Regions from separate parts of the Mus musculus genome. Here region 2 is linked to region 1. The links are chromatin loops, found by intact Hi-C in ENCODE. Cell type or tissue: heart. All regions are shown on one strand. Each heading gives the region's core, and the rest is flanking DNA. Links, peaks and the distances in the headings are about the cores only. Region 1 has its middle 11 kb from the start of Snord14a. Region 2 overlaps Plekha7 (pleckstrin homology domain containing, family A member 7).

What was found. Hi-C counts contacts between places; a loop is a spot of excess contacts. Peaks named below come from ENCODE experiments on the same cell type or tissue, not always from the same donor. Only the 100,000 strongest peaks of a DNase experiment are listed, where the experiment ranks them.
Region 2: it touches region 1 in a loop (7-fold over the local background); 12 of 42 quality-filtered maps call a loop at or near these places.

What each region holds. Positions count from the first base shown.
Region 1 is chr7:116,314,572-116,330,765 of GRCm38, forward strand. No RefSeq gene overlaps it. Among named protein-coding and RNA genes, the nearest start is that of Snord14a, 11 kb to the right of the region's middle. In heart, for the core only: a CTCF peak has its summit at 9,227 (motif pointing left); no DNase peak of the experiment used is centred there.
Region 2 is chr7:116,255,488-116,271,681 of GRCm38, forward strand. All of the region lies in intron 3 of Plekha7 (pleckstrin homology domain containing, family A member 7), which reads right to left. Among named protein-coding and RNA genes, the nearest start is that of Gm44867, 28 kb to the right of the region's middle. In heart, for the core only: CTCF peaks have their summits at 5,546 (motif pointing left) and 6,741 (motif pointing right); no DNase peak of the experiment used is centred there; H3K27ac peaks cover 3,732 bases.

The DNA of each region.
Region 1 (16,194 bases), core at 5,243-13,242:
CAATTCAATGAGATGACAGACACATAGAAAACATAGCCTTTGCAGATCATTTCTTTGTATAGCTATAAGCTTTACTGCCCCTTAGAATTATTTGAGTGCTTTAGGGGGAAGAAACCCAAAACAACAAAACAAAACAAAGCCATCCTGGACCTCCCCAATGGTGTGTGATGTGACCTTGGCGTTATTGAACGCTTCCCAGGTGGTTCTAAGGTACAGAAGCTTAGGAACCACACTACACCATCTTTCACATTCCCTCTCCGAGATTAAGGAGAGGCACTTTACAGGTAAGATGGACATTGAAGTCTGGATTCAGAGAGGCCATGTCAGTTCTGTCCCAGGCTGACTTGATTAATCAAAACAAGAAGTGAAGTTTCATTGCTGGACGGTGGTGGCGCACACCTTTAATACCAGCAACTCGGGAGGCAGAGGCAGGTGGATTTCTGAGTTCGAGGCCAGCCTGGTCTGCAAAGTGAGTTCCAGGACAGCCAGGGCTATACAGAGAAACCCTGTCTTGAAGAAAAAAAAAAAAAAAAAGTGATGGTTCCTCAACCCATTGTCATGGAAATCTTTCCAGGTGATAAAAACAAACAATAGGTGTTTTATGTTTTGAAGAGATGGCTCAGCAGTCAAGAGCACTGACTGCTCTTCCAAAGGTCCTGAGTTCAAATCCCAGCAACCACATGGTGGCTCACAACCATCTGTAATGGGATCTGATGCCCTCTTCTGGTGTGTCTGAAGACAGCTACAGTGTACGCATATAAATAAAATAAATATATATTTTTAAAAATTATTTTAAAAGGAGATTTTCCATGTTCTTCATCTGAGTTGGTTCTATGAGGGTGGCTTTAAGATAGATTGAGCATATACATTTTTTTTATTACGTATTTTCCTCAGTTACATTTCCAATGCTATCCCAAAAGTCCCCCATACCCTCCCCCCACTCCCCTACCCACCCATTCCCATTTTGTTGGCCCTGGTGTTCCCCTGTACTGGGGCATATAAAGTTTGCGTGTCCAATGGGCCTCTCTTTCCAGTGATGGCTGACTAGGCCATCTTTTGATACATATATGCAGCTAGAGTCAAGAGCTCCGGGGTACTGGTTAGTTCATAATGTTGCACCTACAGGGTTGCAGATCTCTTTAGCTCCTTGAGCATATACATTTTTTGAGGTGGACAAGATAAGAGTTGTCTCTGGTTTTAGGATACTGAAACGAAGTCCAGACCAGGGAGGGCTTCTTAAGCTTTTATACTTGCAACCCCTTTGCCCCCCCCCCCAAATTTTTAATGTGCTGCTTCTTTTCCCCTTCCCCTTCCCCTTCCCCTTCCCCTTCCCCTTCTTTCTTCTTTCTTCTTCTTCTTTCTTCTTCTTCTTCTTCTTCTTCTTCTTCTTCTTCTTCTTCTTCTTCTTCTTCTTCTTCTTCTTCTTCTTCTTCTTCTTCTGGTTTCTTTCTTTTTTTTGGGGGGGGGGGTTTGAGACAGTGTTTCTCTGTATAGCTCTGGCTGTCCTGGACCTCACTTTGTAGACCAGGCTGGCCTCGAACTAAAAAATCCGCCTGCTGGGATTAAAGGCGTGCGCCACCACGCCCTGCTGGTTTGTTTTTTTCTTGACAGGGTTTCTCTGTGTAGCCCTGGCTGTCCTGGAACTCACTCTGTAGACCAGGCTGGCCTCAAACTCAGAAATCCACCTGCCTCTGCCTCCCGAGTGCTGGGATTAAAGGTGTGTACCACCACTGCCCGGCTTGTATGTTTTCTATCTCGGGACAGCATGACCTGGTGGCTTTGGAATGAGCCAGCCTTGTGATTCTACATATTTCTCTCCTCACCAAACTATGGGGCATGGTAGCTGACAACAAAAATCCTAGAGCTTTGCTGACCCACACATCATGTTCCTGCAGTTAGAAGCTCTCACTACCAGAGTAAGGAAATGAGAAGGGCAGGAGAATACCATCACTACAGAAGACTGAAGATAGAACACCAGACATGGCCAGGTGCTCCATAGTAGACTCCCTTCCCCACCTGCTCTGAAGCCCCCCCTACAAGAAGACTTCAAGGTTCCCCCTGTAGTGAGCTTGCCTAGTCTTCATGAAGCCTTGGTTTCAATCCCCAGTACCCACATAAAACTAGGCATGGTAACACACATCTGTAATCCCAGTACTCAAGAGGTTGAGGCAGAAAGATCATGTGTCCTCATGTCTTCCTGCAGGCTCTCCATTCCCAGCTATCCTGCTCTCTCTGCATCCGTTTTCCTTTTAGGTTCAGCCAAAAACTAACTAAAATCTGTCTCTGATTCTGTGTCGTCCCCACCCCACCCCCACATATACACTGTCTCTTGATATTTCTCTCTTTATCTCTTTCAATTACACGTAAAGTACAAAGAAATCTTCGCTTGTTCTCTACTCTTTTGACACCTATGTTCTGACATGATGTCCTGGGACCACCGCACACATCCCATCCCTGGCCCTTTCAGATGTGTCCGTGCCTGGGAAGACTTCAGGTAGAGGGCTTGACTGCTGTGTGTTAGGAGCTGGGAGCTGGGTTCAATCAAAACAGAGCAAAAAGATGCACTTCCAATGAACAAGGGCATCCATACTCCCACAGGATCTATATAAGCTCAAAGATTAAAATCAGCCCCCCCCCATGGTCTTTTTCATGATACCTTTGTAGCTACCTACATCTTCTAGCCAGTAGCAGCTAGAAGCTCACTGAAGCAGACAGTGAACACAAATGTCTTAATTTCTTTCTTTTTTGTTTTTGTTTTGTTTGGGTTTTTTTTGTTTGTTTGTTTGTTTGTTTGTTTGTTTTGAGACAGGGTTTCTCTGTGTAGCCCTGGCTGTCCTGGAACTCACTTTGTAGACCAGGCTGGCCTCGAATTCAGAAATCCACCTGCCTCTGCCTCCCGAGTGCTGGGATTAAAGGTGTGTGTCACCATGCCCGGCCTACGTCTTAATTTCTACAGGCAGTCACCTTGAGAATGGTCACAAATTTACCAGATAATCTGGGCTGGAGAGATGGCTCAGCTGTTAAGAGTACTGACTACTCTTCCCAGAGGTCCTGAGTTCAATTCCCAGCAACCACATGGTGGCTCACAACCATCTGTAATGGAATCTGATGCCACCTTCTGGTGTGTCTGAAGACAGCTACACCAGTACACCAGTGTACCACCTTCTAGTCTGTTTGACTGACTCAGGGTCTCACTATGTAGTCTTGGATGGCCTCTTAACTCACAGGCTTCCTCCTGCCTGTCTTCTGAGTGCTGGGATTAAAGACTTCCTCCACCTGGCCCATTTCCCTCTGATCTTCAAAATAGAGTTTTCTGTGTATCCAGTGTTGTCAGCAACAGCATCCTAGAGACACCTCTCTCACCAGGCCCCACCCTTTCCCACTCATGTTCTACCTCCTGGGAGCATCTCCCAGAGACATGCTCCTTACCTGTTCTGCTTCTTTGCTGCCCTGTTCTTGACCAAGAAGGTTTCCCTTCCTTCCCTACTCTGCGATACCCAGACATCCCATACTCACGCCTTCCCAAAGCCTTCTAGACTGGGTCTGTTATTGTTGTTGTTATTTAAGATTTATGTATGTGAGTCTCTATTTGCATGGTAGAAGGACATCTGAACCCATTATAAGTGATTGTGAGCCATTATGTGGTTGCTGGGAATTGAGCTCAGAACTTCTGGAAGAGCAGCCAGTGTTTTTGACTGCTGAGCTGTTTCTCCAGTCAGTCAGTCAGTCAGTCAGTCAGTCAGTCAGTCAGCTAGCTTTCCAGATTTACTAGGAATTACAAAACCACGGCTAACACATTGTTCAAGAGAGTGGACTGGCCCTGATCCTCTGACCTGAGATCTGGTGCAGCATGCTTCAGTGACTACAGATTCCAAGAGCACAGGGACACAGCCTAGCCCATACCCAGAGCATCTGTAAACATCCCCAAGGCACAGTCTACAAGCCCAATTACTGTTTTGGAAACACTTTACATTAGACAAAACAAAAGTCCCTAATGCCTTTTCATATAAACAGGTTCCTGCTTTGCAACTGGTCTCCTGTGGGAAGCAATGGAACACCCTAGAAAGTCATAGCCATGCCTTGTTAGACAACAGACACAGAGGGTAAGAAGTGTGTCCTTGGAGCCAAGTGTGGAGGTGGTGTCTCTCTCCCTGGCTCTATTGAGATTCAGACAGGAGGATCACAAGTTTAAGGTAGCCTGTGTTACCTAAAAGGACTCTGACTGTAGAAATATTTGGGTGATTTTATTTCATCCTATAGACATATCCTAGAGTGACTTCCTCAAAGATGAGTATAGTGTCACTAGGTGGTGTTTTATAGCACCATCACTATGTCTGCAATCTGTCCCAGAATGGAAGTCAACAGGCAATGTGTGAGTGTTCCCTTTTTATGCTTTTGAAAACTTACGTGCAAGTGTGTGTGTCCATGTGGGTGTGTGCACATGCCTATGGAGGCCAGAAAGGAGTGTCGGATTCCATGGAGTTGAGCTTACCCCATCTAATGTGGGTGATGGAGCCGATCCTAGGTCTGCTGGAGGAGAGCAAGTCCTCTTCACTGCCCTCAACTGTCTTTATTTTCAATTACATAAATATAAGCGTGGTTTCCTCTTGGAGACTGTTGGATGCCCTAGAGCTTAAGTTTTGAGTCGCCTGGGTCTTTTGAAGAGCAATACATTCTTCCCAATTGCCTAACTGCTGAGCAATCTCTCCAGCACACTCACCCCCAAGCCTCCATAATTGCTCTTAAAACAACCCCTGCTGTGGTATTTTGCTGGATATTTTCTGCTTGTCAACAATCTAATGAGGTCGTAAGCATCAAAGATGTAGAGCCATGTGGTGGGCTGGAGAGATGGCTCAGTGGTTAAAGTACTGGCTGTTTTTGTAGACACCTCATGTTTGCATCCCATTATCCACATGATAGTCACAGCAGTCATTAACTCAGTTTCAGGGGATCTGGCCCCTCTTCTCACATCCACAGGTACCAGGGACATAGATGGTACGCATACAACTATGTAGGCAAAACAGTCATGCACATAGAATAAAAATAAATATTTTTTCTTTTTTTTTTTTTTTTTTTTTGGTTTTGGTTTCGGTTTTTTGAGACAGGGTTTCTCTGTATAGCTCTGGCTGTCCTGGAACTCACTCTGCAGACCAGGCTGGCCTCAAACTCAGAAATCTGCTTGCCTCTGCCTCCCAAATGCTGGGGTTAAATGCATGTGCCACCACTGTCTGGCAATAAATCTTTTTCTTTCTTTTTTAAAAAAATATTTATTTATTTAAATTATTTATATATATGAATACATCATAGCTGTCTTCTGGTAAGAAGAGGGCATCAAATCCCATTACAGATGGTTGGGAGCCACCATGTGATTGCTGGGAATTGAACTCAGGACCTTTGGAAGAGTAGTGGGTGCTCTTAACCGCTGAGCCATCTCTCCAGCCCCTAATAAATCTTTTTCTTTTTTTTATTATTTTTATTTATTTATTTTTTTCGAGACAGGGTTTCTCTTTATAGCCCTGGCTGTCCTGGAACTCACTCTGTAGACCAGACTGGCCTCGAACTCAGAAATCCGCCTGCCTCTGCCTCCCGAGTGCTGGGATTAAAGGCGTGCGCCACCACGCCCGGCATAAATCTTTTTCTTAAAGGTTATTTTTTAAACAGTGTCATAAGACAATGTATAAGTTGCTATGCCACTGCTGAATAAAACATCCTATTTTAATAAAGGGAGGCTTTATTTTGGGCTCTGGTTCTAGGAGTATAAGAGCCCATCACCATCCCAGCTGGAAAGCACGGCAGCAGGAAACTGAAGCAGCTGTGAGCTCACACTTTAAACCTCAAGCAGGAAACACAGAGAGCAAACTAGAAATTGGACAAGGCTTTGAAACCTCAAAGCCTGCTCCTGAGACATGCTTCCTCCAGCCCAAACTGGACTCCCAACTGGGGACTAAGTATTCACATGCCTTATAGACTATGGAGGGCATCTCATTCAAACCACCACAGGCACAAATTCTCAGTCTTTACCCCACTAGTTATCAGACATGTACCTACATTTATACAACAGGAGCAATAACGTTTTACAAAGAGGTGCTTAAGGCTCAGTGGCAGAGCCCTTGCCAGCGATGCCTGAGGCTCTGAGCTCCATCCCTAGTATAAAGAAAGAGAAGAATTATAGAGAAGATTAAGTAATGTGTCTGTGAACCTCCAGTGCTAACACACTTTGCTAAGGAAGGTCGGCCTCACCCGTATATATGTGTTGGATCTTTTCTTTCCATCTGTGAGCCTGGACATATATTAGAGGTTTTGATCTTGAGCTGGGGAGCTCAGGGATAGAGCACTTGCCTGGAGTCAATCCCCAGCACAGAGTGGAGGGAGGGAGGGAGGGAGTAGGGTGAGAAGGAGGGAGGGAGGGAAGAAAGTAGGGTGGAAGCTAGGACAGGGAGAGGATGGGGCAGGAGGAGGGGAAGGAGAAGAGTTTTCATCTAAAACTTCACTCTTCTAGCAGCAACTAGAGAGTCCTCAGGACGAATGCAGACTCAGATACATCCTGGGCCTCTGGGAAGTCTAGGTCCCCTGCTGCTTCTCACAGCCCAAATGCATTCAGCTGAAATAAGGATTTAAAAAGAAAGAAATTTAATTTATTTATTTATTTATTTGTTTATTTATTTATTTATTGGTTTTTTTCGAGACAGGGTTTCTCTGTGTAGCCCTGGCTGTCCTGGAACTCACTTTGTAGACCAGGCTGGCCTGGAACTCAGAAATCTGCCTGCCTCTGCCTCCCAAGTGCTGGGATTAAATGCGTGTGCCACCATGCTCGGCCTTGTTTTTGTTGTTGTTGTTTTTGTTTTTTGAGACAGGATTTTTCTGTGTAGCCCTAGCTATCCTGAAACTCACTCTGTAGACCAGGCTGGCCTCGAACTCAGAAATCTGCCTGCCTCTGCCTCCTAAGTGCTAGGATTAAAGGCATGCGCCACCACTGCCCAGCCTCTTATGCCCTTTTCGGTTCTCTGTAAGCACCTGAAAACACAAACAATCACATTTATACACCCACACAAATAAAGTAAATCTTTCATTTAAAAGCCTGGCTGGAAATGGCTCTGCAGTTAAGAGCACTGGCTCTTGTACAGGACCTGGGTTCAGTTCCTAGCATCCACATCTCAGTTCATATCTATCTCTAACCCCAGTTCTAAAAGATCTAGCATCCTCCTTTGGCCTCCATGGGCACCAGGCATACACATGGTACACATATGCAGGCAAATACTCATACACATACAATAATAATACATATTTTAAAAGACTGGGCATGGTATGACACATGCCTTCAATCCATCCAGGAGGCAAGGGCTAATAGGTCTGTGTCATCCTAGTTTACATAGCAGGCCAGGCCAGCCTGGACTGCACAGTGACACCCTGTCTCCAGGTATGGAGGCATATGTCCATAATCCCATAATCCCATCATGCACTTGGGAGGCCTCAAATTTGATGCTATCCAGAGAGAGAACCTGCACTGTGGATTTGTCTGACAAACAGTGCAGAATATATATTTATAAAACTCTTACAGTCCACCAGTGGGAGCTAGTGACTGCAATCCCAGCACTTGAAAGGCTGGGAGACAAAACCAGTCTGAGATACGGTGTAAGTTCAGGGCTACCCTGGGCTCCAGCCCAAGCAACAAGACGGTAACTAACACACTACACCAATGTCTCATACTTTTAATAGGCATCAGAGTTCCTGGAACACTTAGTTAAAATGCAGATTCCCTTTCTCTGCTTTTGGGGGTCAGTGTGAGGCCTGAGATTCTGCCTGTTTAATAATAAAGGTGACAGTTGAAGGTGGCCACAGGTCACAGTTTGGATGCTGCTGCTAAAGACTGGAGAAGCAGCAGGTGTCAGATGCCCCAGCAAGGTACATGCATATGTTTCAAATGAATATGCAAGAGCCAGGCATGGTGGCCTATAATCCCAGCACTCAGGAGGGATAAGCAGGCCAGCCTCTGTGAATTTGAGGCCAGCCTGGTCTACAAAGGGAGTTCCAGGCCAGCAAGGGAGGCCTTGTCTCAAAAAATAAAAAAAAATTAAAAAAGAAAGAAAGAAAAGAAAGAAAGAAGGAAAGGAAGGAAGGAAGGAAGGGAAAGAAAGAAGAGAAGAGAAAAGGAAAGGAAAGGAAAGGAAAGGAAAGGAAAGGAAAGGAAAGGAAAGGAAAGGAAAGGAAAGAAGAAAACATGGATGAATCTCTCATTTAGTGTAGCCCAGGCTGGCCTGGAACTCAGGGTGTGCCTAATGATGGCCTGGAACTCAGGCTGTTTACCACCTGAGGATAACCTGGAATGATGATTTTTGAATGAAGAGGCTAATTCCTGACCTCTTGCCTCCACTGGAACTCCAGCTGAGTTACCACCACACCAGGTTTTATGTGGCACAGGGGACTGAACCCACTTTGTGCATTTCAATGCTACCAACTGAGCCCTGAAACTTTAAAAGGAAATTGTAGTTTTTTTAATATTTAGTGTGGCTGGAGAGATGGCTCCATCAGTTACAAGCATCAGCTATTCTTCCAGATAACCCGGAGTTCGATTCCGATTCCCAGTTCTGCATGGTGTGATTCATATCCATTTGTAGGTAGAGTTCCAGGGGATCTAAACCATCTTCTGGTTGCTGCAGGCGCCAGGCATGCATATGCTACACACACACACACACACACAGTTAAAACATACATACATTTAAAATAAAAATCATAACTTAAAAATTGCATGAAATTCTCAAAGAACAAAAACATTTAAATATTTAGACATAGCATACAGTTAAAAATTAACAAAAATATGAACTGAAAGACCCATGACCACGTGGCATTAGTAGGTGTTCAGTCAGTAAACCCGTCTTTCTCTTCTGTCCTCCATTCATCTCCTGACCTCACTCCCCCCCTCGGGCTGCACCACCATTTCTGAGTTTCACTAAGTGTGGTGGGAGTCAGGCACTCTGAGCTGCATATACAAAACAGACAGCCCCTGTCTAACTGGCCCGCAACCTATCTCCATCCCCACACGTTTGTTTCCGTGCATCAATCCTCGTTTCTCCAGCTTTATGCAGGCCATCTTCTCCCAAGGCCGCAAGGTACTTTCTACTTTCCTTCTTCAGTACTGAACCTAATTTCTCCTCCAGAAGACTGTCCAGGCTCAGTCACTCGAGACTGAAAGGAAGCTTGGGCCAGCCAGGCCCCTGCTGCCCTCTACTGGGCTCCCCGGCAGTGCAAAGCCTGTTGCCTGTCTCATTTGGAGGGTTTGTCTTGGGTTGTAATCCAGCATGGGGAAATAGAGGCAGGAGAATGAAAACTTCAAAACAAAACAAACAAACAAACAAACAAACAAAAAAACAAAAAAACAGAGTGAGTTCCAAAACAGCCAGGGCTACACAGAAAAACCCTGTCTAGAAAAACAAAAACAAACAAACAAAAATATATTTAATCACATTATGATATATACATATAACATATATATATATATTTTTAAATTTATTTTATTTCTTTTTTTTTCTTTTTTGGTTTTTCGAGACAGGGTTTCTCTGTGTAGCCCTGGCTATCCTGAAACTCACTCTGTAGACCAGGCTGGCCTTGAACTCAGAAATCATATGTGTGTATGTGTGTAGCATATGCATGCCTGGCACCTGCAGCAACCAGAAGTATACACATATATATACTCTAGCTGTCTTCAGACATACCAGAGAGTGCATCAAATCCCATTACAGATGGTTATGAGCCACCATGTGGTTGCTGGGATTTGAACTCCGGACCTGGAAGAGCAGTCAGTACTCTTTTTTTTTTTTTTTTTTGCAGTCAGTACTCTTAACTGCTGAGCAGTCTCTCCAGCGCAAAGCTTCCACACTGAATGAGTAAAGCCCGCACCAACAGTCTTGAGTCTTTTTGAGACAGTGTCTCCTTAAGCAGAGTAGCCTTCAGTTAGCTTAAATAGTCAAAAATGATCTCAAATTCTGAGTCTCCTGCCTGTACCTCTCAAATGGAGGGATTACAGGTGTGTGCCGCCATGTCCAGCAGTCTGTGAACCTTCTAAGGTACACGATCATTTGTGATCATCTCATCAGCACCTAGCATAGAGCTCTGTTTATAGCAGGCACCCAATACACATGATGTAGCCAATTCATTAGCTATGCAGCTAGCTCCTAAAATGTTCCTCATTGAAGCCTGTCACTAAAATGACAAGCTTAGAAACACTTGCTGAGTGAACGGGCTGATTTCATAATTCTGGACCCCACAGAGATTTAAAGAAATTATTGGCAATTAAAAAACAACTATGAGCCGGGCGTGGTGGTGCACGCCTTTAATCCCAGTACTCGAGAGGCAGAGACAGGTGGATTTCTGAGTTTGAGGCCATCTACAAAGTTAGTTCCAGGACAGCCAGGGCTATACAGAAAAACCCTGTCTTGAAAAACCAAAAAACCAAACCAAACCAAACCAAACCAAAAAACAAAACAAAACAAAAAACCCAAAGCCCCATGGAGACAACTATGGCAAAGCCTGCCACCTTACTTAGAACTGCAATGTTAGCCCGAGCTCAAACTCCCCAGATGGCTCTGCCTCAGGGAGGGACCGTTATCCTGACCTGGGAATTCAGCTAAACATTTCATTTGGTTTGTAGCCACAGCAACACATAACGGTGTAAGAAGCAAGGTGACGGAGGTAAGGTTACAATGGCAGAAACAGCACCAGCGTGGAGCTGAGAAAACCACCCCCATTTCTGACTAAAGCAAGCTGATTTGTACATATTAGTAACACCATCAGACAGATTGACAGTGTTAAGAGAACAGTGGAGACAGAAGTGCTCTGCAGTGACACTGTTCAAACGCCCTGGACCCCATTCCCAGTATCCTGCCTCCCCAGATCAAAGGACCTAGCTGGGTACCAAGGCATTCCGAGTGCTTGGAAGATGGAGGCAAGAGATCAGGGGTTCTTTATTCTCTGCTATATAGTCAGTTCCAGGCCAGGCAGGGATACAAAGAGACCCTGTCCTGGAAAATAAATGAAGTGGGTAGGGTGGCAGCTAAAGTCACTTAACTTGATGGATTTTTTTTTTACCTTTCTTCTTTCATTTTTCATTTGCTTGTTTTTTGTTTTTGTGTGTGTGTGTGTGTTGATTTTTCTAGAAAAATATAGTAATTATATTTATAATTCTTGTCTTTTTAAAAAGGCTTATTTATTATATGTAAGTACACTGTAGCTGTCTTTAGATATGCCAGAAGAGGGCATCAGATCTCATTACAGATGGTTGTGAGCCACCATGTGGTTGCTGGGATTTGAACTCAGGACCTTTGTAAGAGCCGTCAGTGCTTTTAACCGCTGAGCCAGCTCTCCAGCCCCTTGTCTTAAGACAGGTTTTCATTGCTTGTAACTACATAGACCAGGCTGGGGTCCAGCTCAGAGGAACCATTGCCTCTGGCTTGTCAGTGCTGAGATAAAGGTGTGCACCAGATATATTTTATAAAACAAAAAGTACCAAAAAAAAAAACCCAAACAAACAAACAAACAAACAAACCTCAGAAAGTACCATGACAGTAAAGCTGTAAGGACAGAACTCTAGACACCTCTGTGACTTGAGTGAGTCTCACAGTTAATTACTTTCCTGAGCCTCAGGTTTTTCACCCTCATTTGTTTGTTTTGTTTTGACTTTTTGAGGCAGGGTATCTATCACGTAGCCTTGGCTGGCCTAAAACTTGCTTGTAGACCAGCAGTCTCCAACTTGTTCTACTCTTCCTGCTTGTGTCCTGAAGGCTGGGATACAGGCTCAGACTACTACACCTGGCAATTTTATTGTCTTTAAAATGGGGGTGGAGATGGCCCAGAGCACTGGCTGTCCTTTCAGAGGGCCGGGATTTAATTCCCACCCTTAGATGGAGGAGGATCACAACTGTTTTTTTTTTTTTTTTTTTTTTTAAAGTTTACAAAGTGGTTTCCTACAATGATATCTTTTTTTTTTTTAAAGATTTATTTATTTATTATATGTAAGTACATTGTAGCTGTCTTCAGACACTCCAGAAGAGGGAATCAGATCTCGTTACAGATGGTTGTGAGCCACCATGTGGTTGCTGGGATTTGAACTCTGGACCTTCGGAAGAGCAGTCGGGTGCTCTTACCCACTGAGCCATCTCACCAGCCCGGATCACAACTGTTTTTAACTTTCCAGAACTGCACACATGTGGTGCAGACAGACACTCAAAATGAAAATAAATACATCAGCTTTTAAAAATTAGGGGTGGGCTGAGAAGACAGCTGAGCAGGTAAGGTGCCACCAAGCCTAACAACCTGAGTTCACCTCCTGTAACTCACATGGTAGAAAAGAATCAATTGTCTTCTAGCCTCTCCAGTTACCTTGGCATGCATATATACATGCACACAATCACAAACAAATAGAATTTCAAAATTAAAATGGGTACAAATTTTTCTTTGGGGGTGGTGGTGGGCAAGACAGAGTTTCCCCATGCTGTCCTGGAACTCACTCTGTAGACCAGGCTGACCTCAAACTCAAGGGCTCCACCTGCCTCTGCCTCCTGAATGCTGAGATTAAAGGCATTCGCCACCATGCCCAGCTCTAGAGCTGGCTTCTATGGGCTCACAAGAGCCAACTGTTAAAATTTTCAGAAATCCAGGTCTGGAGAGATGGCTCAGCTGTTAGGTGCACTGCTTTTTCAGAGGTCTTGAGTTCAATTCTTGACAACCACAACCACATGTAATGGGATCCAATGCCCTCTTCTGGTGTGTCTGAAGACAGCAACAATGTACTCATAAAATAAATAAATAGCCAGGAGTGGTGGCACTTTAATCCCAGCACTCCGGAGGCAGAGGCAGGCCGAGGCCAGCCTGGTCTACAGAGTGAGTTCTAGGACAGCAAAGGCAACACAGAGAAACCCTGTCTCAAAAAACCAAAACAAACAAACAAACAAATAAATGGAACGGAAATGTCAGAGGCTGTGCAACTGTTGATTTGCATTAAAAAAAAACAATCGGAAATCCAACAGGCGGTGGTGGTGCACACCTTTAATACAGCATTTGGAAGGTAGAGGCAAGTGGATCTCTTGTTCAAGGCCAGTCTACAGAGGTCATTCCCGGACAGCTAGGGCTACACACAGAGAAACTCACTCTTAGTTATAAAAAAAGCCAGAGGGGGCTGGCGAGATGGCTCAGTGGTTAAGAGTGCCGACTGCTCTTCCGAAGGTCGTGAGTTCAAATCCCAGCAACCACATGGTGGCTCACAACCATCCGTAACGAAATCTGATCCCCTCTTCTGGAGTATCTGAGGACAGCTACAGTGTACTTACATATAATAAATAAATAAATCTTTAAAAAAAAAAAAAAAAAAAAAAAAAGCCAGAAATCCTGCAAGCCAGTTAAACATCAACTTTACTAAAAATTAGACTTGTGAGAAAAATTATGTTCAAGAAAACTGTCATCACTCTGTCAATGCAAGCACGCTTCCTACTTCACGTCACTTCCTGTTATCTCTGCTCTTGAGCATCTGTGCCTGCTCCTCTGGGTAGGAAGTACGAGCCACCGTACTGTATCACCCCCGTTAGTGGTGTAAAGCCAAGCAGTGTGGTGTTTCTACATCTCAGAAATAGGTAAGCACTGTCTATCAGGTAGACAGCATACCTCTGCACTTAAAGGGAAGTAAAACAGAAAATTATCAAGATTAAAAGATAACATTGAAACCTGCAAGGGAATAAGATGGAAATGAATAAATAGTAAAAAGAAAACTAGAGGGACCAGAAAGTCTAATGTGCAAATAAGCCCTGAAAAAGAGAATTGAAAATGGGGGTGCCGGGCTTGGTGGTGCATGCCGTTAATCCCAGCACTCGGGAGGCAGAGGCAGGCAGATTTCTGAGTTCAAGGCCAGCCTGGTCTACAGAGTGAGTTCCAGGACAGCCAGGGCTATACAGAGAAACCCTGTCTCAAAAAAATAAAAAAAAAAAAAAAAAAGAAAGAAAAGAAAAAGAGAATGGGGTTGGTAAAGCTGTCAAAGGAGTAATTCAAGGTTTCCCACAGCAGCAGGGCAGCAGTGGGCTGAAAGGGTACGGAGCACCCTGCAGACCAAATGAAAACTAAAAGCTGGGTATTACTGCAGCTCGTGCACTGCTGGGCAGTGAGTCCTAAGAGCAGAGGAGGCGACCTGAGCGGGTTTGAAGCTAGAAGACCGACAGCTGACTTCACAGCAACACCAATCTCTTCCTGCTCCTAAGTCAGGAACAATTAACACCAAGACGGTTTTTACAGAAAGTTATTTCCAATCTAGACTTTTTTTCATTTCTCTGTCAATCAACAGAGAGGCTGAAAAGAACTGTCTCCTAGTCTTAATCATTTCCACTATGCAGAGTTCAGGGCCAGCCATGGCTATACAGAGAGACCCTGTCTCAAAACATGAGACATTGTCTTGTCCTGTGCAGCGGTTAAGCACTTTAGAGTATCTTGAAAGCGCTGAGTTACTAACCGAGACTGGAGGTTAGCTTATGACTTCTATTTTACAGTTTTAGGGGGGAATCAGAACGACTCACAGGAGTGGATTCTCACCTTCCAGCACGTGGTACCCAGACCGGGACTGCATGGCAAGTGCACTTACCCATCAGGCAGCCTCACCAGCTCCGCCCTGAGAAAGTCAAGGGCATGGTTTTTTTGTTTTTTTTTCGAGACCGGGTTTCCCTGAACAGCCCTGGCTGTCCTGGAACTCACTTTGTAGACCAGGCTGGCCTCGAACTCAGAAATCCACCTGCCCCTGCCTCCCAAGGGAGGTGGTTTTTTTGTTGTTTTTTGAGACAGGTTTCTCTGTATAGGTCTGGCTGTCCTGGAACTCACTTTGTAGACCAGGCTGGCCTCAGAACTCAGAAATCCGCCTGCTTCTGCCTCCAGAGTGCTGGGATTAAAGGCACCAAGCCCGGCCCCGAGTGAGGTTTTTTTTTTTTTTTTTTTTTTTTTAAGATTTTTATGTGAGTACACTGTTGTTCTCTTTCAGACACACCAGAAAAGAGATCAGATCCCATTACAGATGGTTGGGAGCCACCATGTGGTTGCTGGGATTTGAACTCAGGACCTCTGGAAGAGCAGTCAGTGCTATTAACCACCGAGCCATCTCTCAGTCCTGGCAGTTATTTTTTTAAAAATTAAAAAAAAAGAAAAACTCCATGTCTGTGTTAAGTACATGTCCAGAGAGCCCAGCAGAAGTTATCCAATCCCCTGGAACTGCAGGCAGGTGGTGTGAGTGCCTGACAGGATTGCTAGGAACCAAACTCTTGCAAATGATCAATTTCAGAGACATCATCCAGCCCGGGTTTCACCGACCTTTTTGAGAAAGGGTCTTGCTATGATCAGGCCTGTCTGTCTCTGGTTTATGACTATAAATGCTACAGTGAACCCAGCACTCCTATGTGGGATGGAGAGTGGAGGAAGCACAGTCAGCCAGCTCAAAGGCCAGCTAGCAGGACTCAGTGCAGGGCAAGAACCAAGGCGGGTGAGGATCCCTAAAGCTAGCTGTCCACCATAGACACACTGCGGTGTGCATATGCCCACACTCAAGAGCAAGACAAACTGTTACAAGCTTACTAAAAGCCAGTGAATCCTTCATTCCAATGTAGAATAAAGCACATGCCAGAGATACAAACCTTGGTAATGGTGGTCTTCATGAACCTGGAACTATTATAAAAATAGATCATTTCAAGTGTTGTCTAAGGCATGTAGCAGATACAGGTCACTTTCCTTCAAAAGGAAGACAACTGAAGAAAACATGAAAATTTTAGATTCTCACTCGAACAGATTTGGACAAATTGTGGACCTGCTGTTTCCATGGGTCGGAGATGTAACCAAGAATATGAAATGCTTTTTAAAGTAAAATGTACCTAACTGGGAGAGGCACATGCCTTTAATGCCAGAACTCAGTACACAGGCAAGTTTCTAAACTTAGCCAGCCTGCTAACAATCGTCAATATGCAGGTAAAGCAAACAGCATTGGAAAACGCATGGTTTTGAGAAAGGGTTACACTGTGTAGCCCTGACCTCAGTCAGCCTGATGCCCAAATATAGGACTAACATGCTACATACCTTTTAACCCCCTTGCCCTTGCTATCTCACCCAATAGCACTGTATCCCCACATTTCTGCAGGTTAAAATCCTTATAACCAGTCATATATCACAGTATCCAGACCTTCA
Region 2 (16,194 bases), core at 2,696-10,695, 62 kb before region 1:
GAAGGAGAGAGAGACGAGACAGATGGCAGGTGCGTGGAAATTTTAAGGAATTTCCCAGGTGATTCTGATATTGCTTCAGTTACCGAGGGACAATACAATGGATGCCTGCTCAGGGAAAGAGGCTAGACAGACAGACATTACCAGATTTACAAATTGAAGATCCATTTCTGAGAAGGGAATAGGCTAAAAACCCTCATCTATGGGTGTCTGGAACTCACTGATCATGAATGACAGCAAGGAGATGGGGGGGGGGGGCAGTTGAGACAACAAATTTGGGTGGAAGAGACTCGGCCCCCAAGAGCTGCCCCAGCTGTACTGAAGGGCAGTTTGAATGGACTCTGCAGAAGGTTGGACTATGGCTCCAAAGGTACCTGAGCAGGATCAGGAGTCCTGCCAAAGCCGGTTCCTTGTCAATCTGGCCTTGTGGGATGCTACTGCTTTGCCCATGCGTTCAGGAACCTGGCGATGCTGGCTTTGTTTTGGGGGAGCACAACTGGCCTCTTGGGACCACAGCTTGATCACAGCAGAGACAGACAAGAACCATGGTACAAACCTTCGATTGCTGTTTGTCCTCTTAGTGGAAAAGTCACTCCCTTCTCAAGAGGGCAGCAGGATCCTGCAGTGGTGGCCACAGCTCTTCCCCATGAGGGCAGCTGGCTTCCCTGGCCCTGTCCTGCTAGAGGTTAAAAGATGGGCCACACCAGTCTGGGAATCTGCACTGACAACAGCCATGCATGTTGTACCAGCCCAAAGCTGAGCCTCTGCACTTCCTTCCAGTTCCTTCTTCCAGACAATGCAGTCGTGCAGACCCAGTTCATAGGAATTGGATGTGTCTCCTGCCAAAGACCCCCAATCCCAGTTCTTCTCTTTCCTGAGCTTGTAGCATAGAGAAGGATAATACAGGGCTTCAAGTGTAGGGTAAAAGAACTTCTGCCCTGGACTTGGGCTACATTTAGGGTCTGGGGACTATGGGGTATGAATTGTTTGTGTCACCTGTTCTGATGTGTTGAAGGACTTTACTCTGGGACCTCAGCAGAGGCTCCCAGAATCTGGATGCTTAGGGATGCCATAAACCTGCCCAAAGCTTCTCTCACTGCTATCTGGAAATGCTAAGTCGGAGTGTGAAGTCTCCAGGCTTAGAAGTGAGGTTTCTGTAGAGAACAGCATTAGAGAACTCACTGCTGACAGGTTCCAACTTGCCGTGGTCTTAATGAGCCTTCTGTTACATGCAGGCTGCAGAATACACACTGAACCCAGGAGACAGAGGAGGCACATGCACTTCCTCGGCTACCATTCTGCTTCCTAAGGGTTAAAGCCCTACCCCAGCTGAGAGAACTGCACATCCCTGAACTCTGTGTGGGAAGTAAGAGGACTAGGTTATCTTAGCCAAGAGGTAGCTATCCCAGTATCCCTGGGAGCACGGAAGAACAATGTCAGGGCCTGGGGAACAGAGCATTTTGAAGCATCTCTGGTAAACTGACAAAGCCACTGTGTTTTCAACAAGTGGTTGATTAAAAAACAAACAAATAAACAAAAAACAAACAAACATCAAAAAAATGAGGGCTACTAAAATAGCTCTGCCAGTAAAGGCACTTGTCACCAAGCTTAACAACCTGAGTTTGATCCCTAGAACCTACACACAATGGAAGGAGAGAACTGAATCCTGAAAGCTATCCTCTGACTTCCACACAGTACATGGTACATATGTATCCCTCCACATACACATTCCATCTCCCCAGATAGTTGTGTGGTGCTCACACATACATACAAGAGATGGATGGATGGATGGATGGATGGATGGATGGATGGATGGATGGATACTCGAAGATGGCACCTTGGGAACTGAGAAGATAGCGCAGTTGTAAGAATGAGGACCTGGGTGTGTCCACTGGCACTCATCCAGGAAGTGGCCAGCATGCATCTACAATCCATGACACTGCTCAGTAAGGTTCAGTAAGACACTGCTTCGAAAAAGCAAGAGAGAAGGGCCTGGAGAGCTGGCTCTGCAGTTCAGAGCACTTGCTGCTCTTGCAGAGGACCCAGAGTCGACTCCCAGCATCCCCATGGAGACTAACAACCACCTGTAACTCCACATCCAGAGGATACAGCACCCTCTTCTGTCCTCTGAAGGCATCAGGTTTCCACGTGTTGCATAGATACACATGCAGGCAAACCACCCATACACATAAAATAATAAAATAAACAAATCTTTAAAGGGGACAGGGCTGGAGAGTTGGCTCAGTGATTAACAGTACTTGCTGCTCTTCCGGAGGACTCGGGTTCAATTCCCAGCACCTACATGGCAGCTCACACCTGTCTGTAACTCCAGCTCCATGGGATCTGAGACCCTCACACAGATACACATGTAGGCAAAATATAAATGCATACAAGATAAAAATAAATTAAAAAAAAAGAACAAGATTGAATGCAAAGTAGAGAAGAAGACACCCATGTCAAATTCTGGCTCCATATACATGCGTGCACCGGCATGCACACCCCCACGAACACATACACAAAGAAAGGAAGCCGGGCGAACAAGGGAAATACCTGCTGGTGTAGAATAGTCCAATCCCTCAGCATGCTCCATAGAGCCCTTCAATCAGCTGCTCAGGAGCGACTGGCCTTGCCACCACAGCCTCTCAAGCACCGTAGGCACACGCCTGTGCTCGCCCACACATCTGCCCTTAGATCCACATGCCTAACCTTACCTTTGGACTCCTCGGCCTCCCATCCCCAGGCCAAGGGACCTCTGACAATGTCCTTCTCCAAATCTCTTCACCCTCTCCTCTGCCATCCTTGCTGAACCCCATGGTCCTTAAACCCCAAATCAAATACCTCTTCCCCAGGGATGGAGAAATGCCTCCATGATTAAGAACATTTTCTGCTCTTCCAGAAGATCTGGTTCCCAGCTCCCACGGTTCACAACTACCCATAGTTCCAGCTCCAGGGGATCCGTGCCTCTTCTGACCTCCCTGGACCCTGGGAAGGCAGGTGTGCCCATACAACAGTGCACATACACACATGCAGGCAAAAACGCTCATACTCGGAAACAAACCTAAAAATAATGGTAAAACTCTCTTCCCCACCCGCCCCACGTTCACTCCTTCCCAGCTGCTTACCCCCTGCCTCTTCACTCTCACAACACTCGGTGAATCCTTCTTGGCACACACGGAGAAATCACCCCTTCCATGTCTGCCTCCCACACACAACTGCCAGCTCCGGAAGAGCTGGAGAGCATTCTGTCTCTGCGCTAGTACCCCGCTCACTATTTTAAATCACATCCCCTGAGTCCTTGCAATTTGTCAGGTGCAGTGCTGGGAATTCTGTATGGCTTCTTTAACCCTTCCCACCTCACGGAGGTGACGATGGCTTTGAGGAGCCATCTTCTAGAAGCAAGATCATACACCCAAGGTCACTCAGCTAGAGGGAGGAAAGACCGCAGGCATGCTCACTGATCAGGTCAACCTCCCTGCCAGCACGGGAGAGAGAGGTGAGGTGCCCAGGTCACCTCTGTTGAGTGAACAGGAACAGCCTCCACCAGACACGCCCTCAAGGAAAGCCTGACAGCCTGAGTTAGCTTCCCAGATCCTGCATACAAGTGAGAGAAGTAACTCCACAAGCTGTCCTCTGACCTCCACGTGTGCGGTGCCCACATATGCATATTACGCACAAATAATAATAATAATAATAATAATAATAATTTAAAGGCTGAAAAGCAATCAAACTTAGCCCTGAGATCATACACACACACACACACACCCCTGACATGAAGCTGCCACGTGACATTTCATGTATTTTGCATTAACAGAACTCACACTGACAAAGCTTACACTGAGCAAGCTGGGCTGATTAAGGGCTAACATGTGGCTAATTAGTACTGCATTTACCGCTCAACACAAACTCTTTGCTAACAGGATTAAACTTACCTGGCTGCCTGTAAAGAAACATATTGTTGCAGCTTGTGTTTCTGTTTTCCTGTTCAAGTATACAAAACTGCGTACTCTGTAGGAAAATGCAAAGCCCACTAGAGTCTGTGTTCTTCCCTTCCAGCTCCAGCACGCCGAGGTAAGGGCTATAGTCAGATAGTAAAATAGTTTACAAAACTGACTCAATGAGGGAATCTTTGACAAGGTTTAGAAACTGACCCCTCATACGCAGAGGGATCTGCACAGGGTCAGAGTCAGGCTAGGTTCTGGGCGGTGCCAGCTAAAAAGCATAAACACAGAGAGTACACCACAGGCTAAGTCGCACTTGCAGAATGCCTGGTCTTACATAGTTTATTAAACAATAACAAGAAGTTATTACATAAAAACACAACTATAACTGTCTTCTTACCTGACACTGCTGGAAGAATAAAGTTTTTCGGTTTTGTTTCTCTGTGTAGCCCTGGCTGTCCTGGAACTCACTCTGTAGTCCAGGCTGGCCTCGAACTCAGAAATCTGCCTGCCTCTGCCTCCCAAGTGCTGGGATTAAAGGCGTGCGCCACCACCGCCCGGCTAAGAATAAAGAATTAATAACATGAAGGTGGGGGCAGAGCTCAACTGGAGAGTGTCTATCTAGCACAGTGAAGGAAGCCCCGCGTTCCAGCCCCAGCGCCACATAAACCATGAACAGGCACGGTGATCCCAGCTCTCAGGAGGTAGAAGGGCCAGAAGTTCAAGGTCATCTCTGGCTGCTCTGAGCATTTGAGGCTAGCCTAGGTTATAGCAGCCCTGTCTCAAAAGAAAGAAAAAAGAATTCATGAAATTCTGAGAGTATTTGAAAAGTCACAGGACCAGAAATGACCCAGAACACTCTTTGGAAAGGAATAAGAGAACGTAGCATATAAAGCAGAGCAAACAACGATGCATTAAAACCTCCTCTACCACGTCTACCTCCCTGACTTCATGGATAGATTTTTTTTTAATTACTCAAATATATCTCACAACTGCTGCATGCAGGACAGGACACTAGAAAATCTAAAAGGATTTCTACAAAAAGGGAACTCTAAATGCATAGGGACCCATGAGTTATAGGCTACAGCAGGCTTACAGTTTGCTCTGTTTTCTACCTGTGCTTCAAGATGTGAGCTCTCAGCTTTCTGCTCGTATGGCCATGCCTGCAGCTTGCTGCCATGGTTTCCATCTTATCCATCTAAACTCCTTACGTCCAAATAAGGTTATGGTGGTTTACCACAGCAACAGCAACAGACCTCACACAGACCCAGCACCTGGATACACGGAAAGTCCAGAGAACCGCACAGCCATTCAAAGGGCACTGAGCGGATTCTTAGAAATGGTTTCCTTCGCAAAAATACGGTTGCTGTTTGTCATAGAAATGTATTAAACATACACACACCCTGAATGCTCACCCTACACCAGGCACTGTGCTAGGCTTAGAGGGAAAAAATATCAATGATGGTCCAACATGCAGTTCTGCAGAGGGCTGTAATCCCCCCAGGCAAGTTAGCGCCCACTGATAATATGGATGCCCAGAGGAAATGAATGCCTTGATCAAGTTACACAACAAACATCAGCCACCTCAGTGGCTCCCTCTGCTGCCCCACAGGACAATGTCACAGTGAGGTTCAGAGATGGCTCTCTTTTAATTACACATAAGCCAGCTCTGTGACGTGGGAAAGAGAAAGGCTTTTCCTTCTTGGCTTTTGTGGGAGATCTCCTCTTGGCTGTGGCCCTCATCCCCTATCTACAGGACATCACATACAGCCTTGACTTCAAGAAGGCAAGAGACAGGAAGCTGCTCCAATCACCCAGTCTCCAGAACATATAGAGAGGGTCATCTGTCTAGGCAAAAGTTATGCTGCACTTAACACAAAGATTCAATAGACAGTCCAGATGCTCCCAAAAGACCAGAAGTGAGCTATAGGGCTTCCTTTGTGCAAAGCAGGCATTATCACCTTCCTGCTTCCAGGCAGTATTAGTCATACTTGCTAAGGTAAGGGAAAGCTTTGACAAAAGAGATAAGAGTTTCCATATTACAGTAAGGAGCCAAAGGTTAGAGCTGCAGTGGGGGGAGCAGCGTAGAGCAGGGAGAGAAGGGGGGGGGTGCACCAAGAATGAGAGACAGAGAGATGGAGGGAGAGACAGAGAGAGAGACAGAGAGAGAGAGAGAGAGATTGCACGCAAATGCACAAGAGCCTGCAACCATCATTTTCAAACCAAACTGCATAGGGGGTATATAAACTGAGATACAAGAATATATTTCAGCACAACATGTTAAGCACAATATACCTTACAAGCATCCATGCACACACACACAATTAAAACAGAGCTGAAAACCAAAGCCGTTATAAATGCACTATCTATTCTTGAAGAGGAGCCAGCTTTTATTCCCAGCACCCACATGGTGGCTCATACCCGTCTTGTAACTCCAGTTACAGGATTTCAATACCCTCTCTGGCATCCCAGGGTACCAGGCATTTAAGTGGTACAATGACACATACCCAAGCAAAACACACATAAACATAAAATAGATGGCTTTTAACTTTTTAATTAAAAAAAAAGACTATATTACATGAATTTCAAAAAATTGGCAGGGGGTAGGGATGGGGGTGGGGACCACAATGTCTCTCCATGTCCTGGAACTTGATAAGTAGACCAGGCTGGTCTTGAACTCACAAAGATCCACCTGTCTATACTGGGATTAAAGGCACCATCACGCCTGATGACTTTGAAAATATGTTAATCATGTGGCTGTTGGGGAGGATGGGGGGCTCAGGTTAGTGTAGTACCCACAAAGGCCAGAAGAAGGTGTCAGATCCCCAGGAGCTAGGACTACAGGCAGCAGTGAGCTGACTTCCGCAATGCCACTTCTGATTACTTTCCACTCTCTCTCCACACAGTGGGAGCTGATGGAATTATAAATAAACATGACTAGTGGAAGAGAATCCGAATCCCATCGTGTTTGTGCCAGATTATCTCAGGAATTTGCAGAAAACATGTTTGTAAATGTTTAATGAAATCTCACAGCCAAGCAATGTGCCTGCATGCCTGAATTGCCTTCTTCTGGGCCTAGCATCCTCCCTGGGTGAGTTCTGAGGGAGATGTCAGCCCAGGAGTAAACCAAATTTGAAAAACTGAAACAACCCATCAAGGCCAAAAGTAATCACATCAGGTCTGAATGCCCAGGCCAGTAACAGACCAAGGTAATGAACCTGAATTGACTCTGAGAAACTACAGAAGTACTGAGACCATCTTGATTAGAAAGGCTCCTGCAACAAAAGGCCCACTCAACTGAAATCTAATCTGTGTCAATTAACGCCCCCAGAATGAAAAACTCCTTTATCAGCCTGCAGTTCCTGGCTCAAGCTCTCTCCTTTTTTGGAAGGTGGGGATGGCCAGGTGCAGTGGGGTGGAGCCTGACACTCTGGCCAAACACAGGGAAGGAGCAGGCTGATTCTGGTGGGTTCTTGGAGCTCCGATCTGCACTCCCCAGGACTCTGGGAGCTCAGAGTACTAATACTGACCAGGCCCCATCACTGTTCCTCAGAGTAGAGTCCATATCCACTCTCCTGCCCTCCTGTCCTCTTGGCTTCCTCCACACTGAAACACATTTTGGCCCCTCCACTCGAGATCTGAAACTTGTTCCCTTCTGACCAGAACACACAGCCCTTGCTCACCTGTAGCCAGCTCACAGCCTCGAGTTCCACCAGCCCTAAAGAAACCTGCTACTGTTTCCACGCATCAGGTACCAATGCAAGAAGCATAGGCACCCAGGAAACACAAGGAAACCAAGGCGCTAGATACAAGTGCCGTAGTCCTTACTTCCTGAGCTCTGAGTGCCTGGCACCATGGGCGTGAAGGTGAAGGCCAGCTAGGCCCTCAAGGTGAGTGAGGGGCTAGAGTGCGGGAGGCATGCACGCCAAAGGAAAAGAAATGGGTGTTACACACGGTCAGAAGGTGAGGGAAGAATATCCAGGGGGATTCTGGGAAAGCCGCTCAGTCACATGAAAGCTAACTGGTGTGAGGTCGTATCTATCATCAGCAGAGGCAGCTGCTACCCACAAATTCAGGAGAGCAGGGTGCAAAGGAAAGAGAACACACAGCCTGAGGGGATTCTCCACCCGCAGGGGGCTGCTCAGCCACAGGAGAGGCACTTAAATAATGTCAACATCAATAGGCTGTGTAGCAGCTACACCCAGAGCAGAGGCTTCCCCAAGCCTGGAGGCAACTTAATCCCCAGCACCCAGCTGGGGACACTGAGGCCTGCAGGGCCTGGACAGGCAGTAAGTAACTTGCCAGTTCCCTGAACCCAAACTTGTTTTTAAACTTCAACTTCCTTTCACTACTCCAGCCCTTGTGGCCCTGACCAGACCTCCAGAGGACAGACCCAGCCAGTAGCTGCCCCTCCAACCCTCCAGACAGGCCACTGTCCCTGAACCCTCGGGGCCCTGGGTCTTCATTGTCAGAGCTGTCCCTTCTCATTTTCTGGGTACAGCTTCCCCCTTCCCCAAACACAAAGCACTCAGGTTATAAGAAAATGGAGTCATTCAGAAAACCTTCCTCACGGAGGTCCCCAAACCACCCCAATTCCCAAATCATTTCTCCACCACTCACTAGGACTACCGAAGTTCCAGATAAAAGGACAGGATCCCCGAAGCTTGGCTGGAAAGGTTGTGAAAGGCACCGCAGCTTCTCAAGGTGGTCCGGGCACTGAGAGGGGCTCATCAGAGTCTCCTGGCGCCTTGCAGGGCAAAGGCAGTGAGTGAGCCTCAGCTTGCCCCAGGCAGCCAGAGCTCCAGAGAGTTTACAGTTACGGCTGCAGGCAACCGGAGAACGGAGAACAGAGAAGTGGCCCAGAAAAGGAACACCCCCCCCCAGCCCCGCACCCACCTTTGGCCACACCCGAAAGGGACATCTGCAGCTGTTATTCTCCCTGGTGCAGCATTTACTCTAGGTGTCAGAGCCATTTCAGCCTTGGTCCTCAGACCCTCTGTGGCATCTGCACACAAGGAGAGGAAGCACAGCCAGGAGTTAAAAAGACCAAGGACTCCCTGCTGCACCCTCCTGGGCCAGGGTGGCAAGACCTCAGTCAGCTCTGACATCCAAATAAGATTCTGCCATTAACTAGCTACTTAACTCCGGCAGTTTAAGTCACCTCTCAAAGTCTCAGTCCGCCCCCCATCCCCTCCCCAGCCCTCCCTCACCTCCCAAGTGTTGGGAACAGTACCGTCCACCTCACTGCCGTGGTGTCACAGGAGGGGACCAGCACAGAGGGACTGCTGTGGGTAGGTGCTCATGAGTATGTCCTTGGTTGGCCAAAGTCACCAGGCTGAAAGCATGTACCACCAGCCTGGCCCCATCCCCACTGCACAGGGAGTAAAGGGGCAAATACATCAACTTGTCTCCTTTCCCAAACAAGAGCGTTGGCACTGAAACACCCACATCCACACACACACACACACACACACACACACACACACACACACACACACACAGTCTTTCTCCACCTAAGAGGCACAGGCCTGGAAACAATACTGGGCCTGCACCCTTTTGCAGGGTGTGACTCTGGACAGGAGTGAGCCTCTGCTTTCTTACGCTTACGTGGATGGACGCTACCACAGGGTCCAGCAAAAGGGCTGTTTTGAGGCTGTTTGCCGAAAGGCCCTTGGAGACGGACAGGGAGAGCAGGAAGCGCCTGAGATCTTTCAGCTATGGTTATCACCTCCACACAGCATTCATCTCCCAAAACACCCGGCAAGCCTCTCTCCTTGCGAAAATCAGCTTCAGCCACTGAGTATGGGCCGCCTTGCTCAGGCCTAACGGTTGTGTTTGTGAGGATGTTTCTAGCATTCTAACCTGCCGGGGACCCAGGAGCAATAAAAACCAAACCACAAGACCCAAACTGTGGGCCAGCCACCAGCAAACGGCAGTGCTTGCTCCTCCAGGACAACCAGAGTGAACGTACAGTCTGCGAAGGGGAGGAGGAGCAGGGGAACCACGGTGGCCTGCGAAGTCACCAGAGTCAGCATCCCCATCCCCTCCTGCACCCAGGAGCCAAGGCCTTTTTCCTTCTCCCAGGAGGCGCTGGGCCATCAGCTTCCTCTTGTGCAGCTCAGACTGTAACAGGGGTGGTGGGCACAGAGCTGAGGGCCAAGCACCTGACCAAGCACCACAGTTTGTATCCTAGAGCTCAGCACCTTTTATTTTTAGAGGTTTGTGTTCCAGGTTGGTGAGGAACCTGTAGATACCTCAGACCTTGCTTAACTTAGGACTTTTTCTTTCATTTTTAATGGTGGAGGTAAAAGTTGGGGTTTTTCTAACTCGCCATATATGCTAAACAGCAAGCTTAACTCTGAAACCACCCATATGCCCTACTTCAGGATACCAGAGACAGCAGCCCCTGCTTCTGAACACGACGCCAACACTGGAACATCGCAGAAATGTCACTGACCACAGGGCACTGAGTTACAGCTGTCATCAGCTGACAGAGGAAAGAGGACAAAAAAGGGGACAAATGGTTGCACTTAGTGGCCTAAATCCTGACCGTTTCCCCCTGGGGAGGCAGGAGAGCTATTGGTACAGTCAACCAGAATGTCCAGGGTGTGGCCACAGGTGTCCGATTCTAGCAGCCCTGGTGTCTGGTAGAAAATGTCCACAGAACAGGGACATTGTGGCATCTGATTGGCAGCTGTACCACACTTGAACAAAAGAATGAATGACAGGGCCTTCCGCTCCAGCTCAGACCCCTCTGTGCTCAGCTTCATCAGTTACACGGCGCTCTAAACACTGCTGTGGTTGTTTTGTTGGTGGTGGTTTTGGTTTTTGTTGGGGTTTTTGTTGGGTTTCTTAGACAGGCTCTTACGTAGACTAGCCTGGCCCTGAACTTGCTATGTAGCTAACATCTGACCATCATCTGATCCTCCCAAGTATAGGCCTACAATACCATACCCAGTTTATGAAGTCCTGGACTGAGCCCAAGCCATTGTGAGTACAAGCCAGCATTTGACCCACTGAGCCATCTCCCCAACCCAGCACTCTTTCTTTCTTTTTAAAAATATTTATTTATTCATATGTCTGTGTGTGTGCCCATGTGAGTTTAGTGCACCATGTGTGTGCAGGGAAGCAAACGTGGGCCCGTCTGAGAGTAGCAAACATTCTCAACCACAGAGCCATCTCTCCAGTCCCAGCCCAGGGCTATTTCTAAAAGTTTCCATTAGACAAGAGAGACACTGATACCATTAGTTAGCATCAACTCTCCATTTCTGCCTCACCCAGCCCTGGAAACCTCTACACAGTTTAGGTGACTTGTATACTGGAGTCATCTGGTGTTTGTTGTTTGGTGACTGGCTTATTCCACTTAGCATAATGTCTTTGAAGTTCATATTTCCTCCTTTGGAGGGACAGATACTATTCAGTTGTATGTAGAGGTCACATTTTGTCTATCCATGTCATCCGTTGGTGTACACTGGGACCCTTTCCATCCCTTGGCTACCACAACTGTCACAAGAGCACAGTGTACAACTACTGGGGCCCAGCTCTCAATTCTTTGAGTCTATACCTAGAGGTAGAATTGCTGGGTCACATGATGGTTCAGTTTAGATGTCTGATCACTCCTACAGCAATTCCATGAGAACCAATTTCTCCATACCCTGATAACCCCTAAGCTATACTCGATCCCAGGAAATAGCCTTTCTCTTGTACCCCAGCATATCTACAAACTGTTGTAGCCTTGAACTCCACTATGTAGCCCAGGCTGGCCTTAACTTTACAGCAATCTTCTTGCCTCAGCTCCAGGGTGCTGGGACTCCAAGCACAAACCACAACACATGTAGTTCTTTGTCTACCTCTTTTTTTTTCATCAGAAAAACAATGACATTAGCACAGCATTTACTTCACAGAGCAGTTATGAGAAAGTCCACACAACAGCAATGGGTGCATTGCCTGCTTGTCGAATGCTGCATCTTTCAATAAACATATAAGAATAAAGGTGTATAAAGAAGAAAAACTCTGGAAGTATCTAAAGATAGTGAGGACCAACTCAGAGCAGGGACAAAGGCATGTCTGCATGGGTATGTATAGAAAGAAGCATGCGTGTGTATGCATGTGTGTATGTGTATACATGTGTATGACTATGTATATGTAGAAACTTGTATACATGTGTGTTCCATGTATATGTAGTATGTATGTACACATATGTGGAGATGCATGAGGGAGGGTATATGCATGTGTGTATGAGTGTGTGCGTGTGCATATATTTGTGTACATGCATAAGTGCGTGTATGCATGTGTGTGCGCTCATGCTGCACAGTTCTAAGTCACCACTAAGTCACTATTAATGTCAGGCATTTCAAGGGATATAGACATAAGTGAGACAGAGTCCAGCCTCGGAACCTCACACTATAAACCGCAAGGCAATCAGGGTTCCAGGAAGTTTGAGCAAGGCGTAAAGACATCTGGAGTCAGTGACCATGTATGAAGTGAGACCTAGGGACTAAGCTGAAGCCGACCTGACTGAACTCCAGGCTTTCCCACTGGCGCACCTCCTGCACCAACACACATAGCTCAGAACGCAGGGAGCCTTTGTTTCAGGTCCCCTAAATTTTCCACTCAGTTTTTTAAAAATCTTTTCTGTTTTCTAAAGCAAACTCCTCAGAAGGACTTTGTCATCTCAGATATCTGAGCAGTAACTTCTCTCCCTGCTTACTCACGCGGCCAGCCACACCCTGCTCGGGGCATCCTCCGCTCTGGTCCCAAGACTGTACTGCTGCCTGTGTCTGCCGCAGCAGGGACATGGTGAATGCTCACTCCCTTCTCCACCAAAGCCTCCTTCCCTGGACTGTCTCACTCTGGGAGGAGCTGCCTCAATCTCGGCTTCACTGAGTTGTGACACAGCCCCCCGGCTTATCTGCACATGGGCTGTACGCTGTTACTCCTCAGAGACAAGGAGACAGGATAACGACCTTCCAGAGAGGAGGCACCAATACTCCCAGTCAGCACAAAGTCACAGGGGTGGAAATCACTCCAGGACACACGTGTTCTCTATGCCCTATTTGTTAAATCCCCTACCTTGTGTTTTTAAACCGGCTGTTAAATTTCAGCTCAGCAACACTCTGAGTACATTATTAACTGCACAGGCTCCAGTGGCTTGGCCAGTTAAAGTTTAGGAAAGAGCATTCTCATTAAAGCCTAATTTCTCCAGTGAGCCTCTGAACAGCAGTCTACTGGGGCAAGCCTCAGCCAGCCCCACAGTCCAGCCAAGCTACCATCAGGTTTTCCCAAGCACACTTCTGTTTTTCCTCCAGCAAAGACAACAAACAACAACAACCCGGGTGATTCCAGGATCCTAAGCGGGGTGTCCAAGATCTGGCAGGAGCTGGTTATCCTGAACCTTGGCCAGGTGGGAAGAGAAGGAATGACTCAGCTCTGCTAGGGCCACAGGGCCCCTGGCCCTCACAGCTGCAGCATGGTATGCATCAGTCTTTCCAGGGAGTACTATGCCACAGCACCCCGAGAACCATGGAGAACTGCGTCCACAGCACCCAAGTCCCAGGGAGTACTTTCTGTGTGCTTCCCGCCACTTACATCTGTTCCTCAACATAAAGGCACTCTCCAAGTCAGGTCGCTGAAGAGACAAGTCCACAGCTCAGCTCTGACCTAGACAAATAAACACTTGTACCAGGATGGTTTGAACACTGTCATCTGATACTCAGACATCCCACTCCCTGCCTTACCCTCCACACATAACAACCTTAGCGTCAAACTCTACATCTTCTTGGGTCTAACTGCTCGGGAAAGGTGGCACTGGAAAGGAGACAACACCTACCTGTCTAACAACCACCCCGACTCTCTTAAGGGCCTTGGGGGCATACAGGAAAGAGGCAAAAAGGAGAGGAGAGGAAGGGATGAAGAAGGGGAGGGAAGAGAGCAGACGGATGCTCCTTAGTCTCAGCCAAACTCAAACTACAACTATGACTTGGTGTAGGCAGAAAAGAGCTACTAGGCTCTACTCATGACATTGCCTGGGTGCTAAAGGAATGGAGGCTTAGACTATCACGGGCCTGCCTTGAGGGAGGTACCTCATTCCTGAAACACTTGCTAGACAGAGATTTGCCTCCCCCTCCTCCCAGGCACAAGAAGAGCAAATGCTGGAGGCCTAGATCCAGACAGCCCCACAGCACTCCAAGATGCTCCAGCGGACCCAAGGGCTCTAGGTGAAAGGCTGCTCCAGCCTCTGCCCAGCAAGCCAGGACTGGACCAGCCCGCCTTCCTCCTGGCCATCAGTGGACTCACAGTCTCCAAGGAAGGGCACCTACCACTGCTCTCTGTCCCCCAGGAGACCTCTGGATACAGCTGTCCAACTCTGATTCTGCCAGGCCATCTGGGCGGCTGCCCCAGGGTTGCATCGGATTAATTCGACACAGGGCCAGAGGTTCCTGCCCACCCTCTCTGAAGGGCTGCTTTGTGTTTCCTGCTTACCAAGAAAGAAAACTGTTTAAGCAGCTGAAGGACACTGTGCCCAGTCTTTAAAAGAGACACAAAGCCCAAAGTCACCCGGCACACCCTTGCCCCTCTACCATGAATGCCTGCATGCACAGCAGGGCCAACCTGCGAACTCAAGGCTCAGACTTCCAATCCCTTGCTGGACACTGCACACAACTCATCCTGGGTCTCAGAAGCATGTGCGTAGCCTGACAACATCCACCAGTGCATTGCTGCTGCTCGCTCTTCAGGCCTCCCGGACCACCTATGCCTGGGGGCCTTTAACGACTAGTGGATCTTTCCTACTTGCTCATTTGGGGCCCCAATAGAAAAGTTGACTGTGACCAGACACAGTGGCACATATCTGTAATCAACTCTAAATGCTGAGGCAGGAAGATAGTAACTTTGAAGCAAGACCCTGTCGAAAGAAGAACAAAGCGAAGGAGAGAGAGGGAAAGGGAAAGAGAGGCAGGAAGGAATTTAAGAAAAGAAGAAAGATGACTGCTCTCTTTCCTCCCCTTCTCCATCCCTTCCTCTCCTCTTCTTTTTTCCTCTTTCCTGTATGCCCCAAGGCCGGCTTGGCGGTGGTGAGACAGGTATTGACTCCTCATCTTCAATGCTATCCTTCCTGAGCAGTAGACCCAAGGATGTCCTTCTTGGTGACCTATGATATATCAGAAACCCAGCATACTGAGCTCATGGGCCAAGGGAAGAAAACTGTAGGGGTTTGGTAGTGGTGGTGTGGGTGTGGGGTGGCAGGTGCTGAGAGGAGACTCTGGCTCTTTTGATGCAGCTGACCACCTGAAATAGTCTATTCTGCATCTCCCATCTCCACCCCCTCGAGGTCACTGGCACAAGCACAGGACTTGGGGTCAATCAAGGTGTGTCATGGCCACCTGCCTGTACTGCCAACACTTGGGAGCTGAAGGCGGCGGGGGGGGGGGGGGACATCAGGAGTTTGAGGTCATACTCAGTGATAGCTGGAGGCCACTCTGGGACGACACAATGAGCTAGATTGAATAAAATCATAAAGAGAGGAAAGAATCTCAACAGGCTGATTCTCAGGACTCAAAACAGCCACATGAAGTCCAAGTCCAAGCCAACGGCCTCCCAGCAGACGCAGCAAGTGGAGAATGTCACATGAGCAAGGTATGACTAGATAGTAATGGGGACCGGGCTCGATGTGAAGTTGAATTACTAAGATTACAATACTGCCAGGCACAGAGCATGTATCTGTAGTGCTGTAGGAGCTAAGGCCGAAGGATCACTTAAGCACAGGAATTAAAAGCCACCCTAGGCAACAGAATTAGACCTCATCTCACAGCAATACGAAGAAGAAAATATATTTATTAATACTAATCAGCCACCATGCTCCACCCCAGGGTAAACCCAAGAGCCAATCAAATCATCTTTAGGAAGTGATATAAAGGGGCTGGAGAGATGGCTCAGCAGTTAAGAACACTGGCTGCTCTTCCAGAGGACCAAGATTCAATTCTCTTCTCAGCACCCATATGGTAGCTTAAAATTGTCTGTAACTCCAGTTCCAAGGGATCCGACACCTGCAAACAGACATACATGCAGGCAAAAACACCAATGCACAGAAATTTTAAATAATCATTAAGAAAAAAAATGATGTGATGTACAGTCAGGTGTGATGGCACATACTTTTAATCTCAACAATCAGGAGGCAGAGGCAGGAGGATCTCTGTGAGTTGGAAACCAGAACTTGGTCAACCTGATCTACATAGTGAGTTTAAGGACAGCCAGGACTACA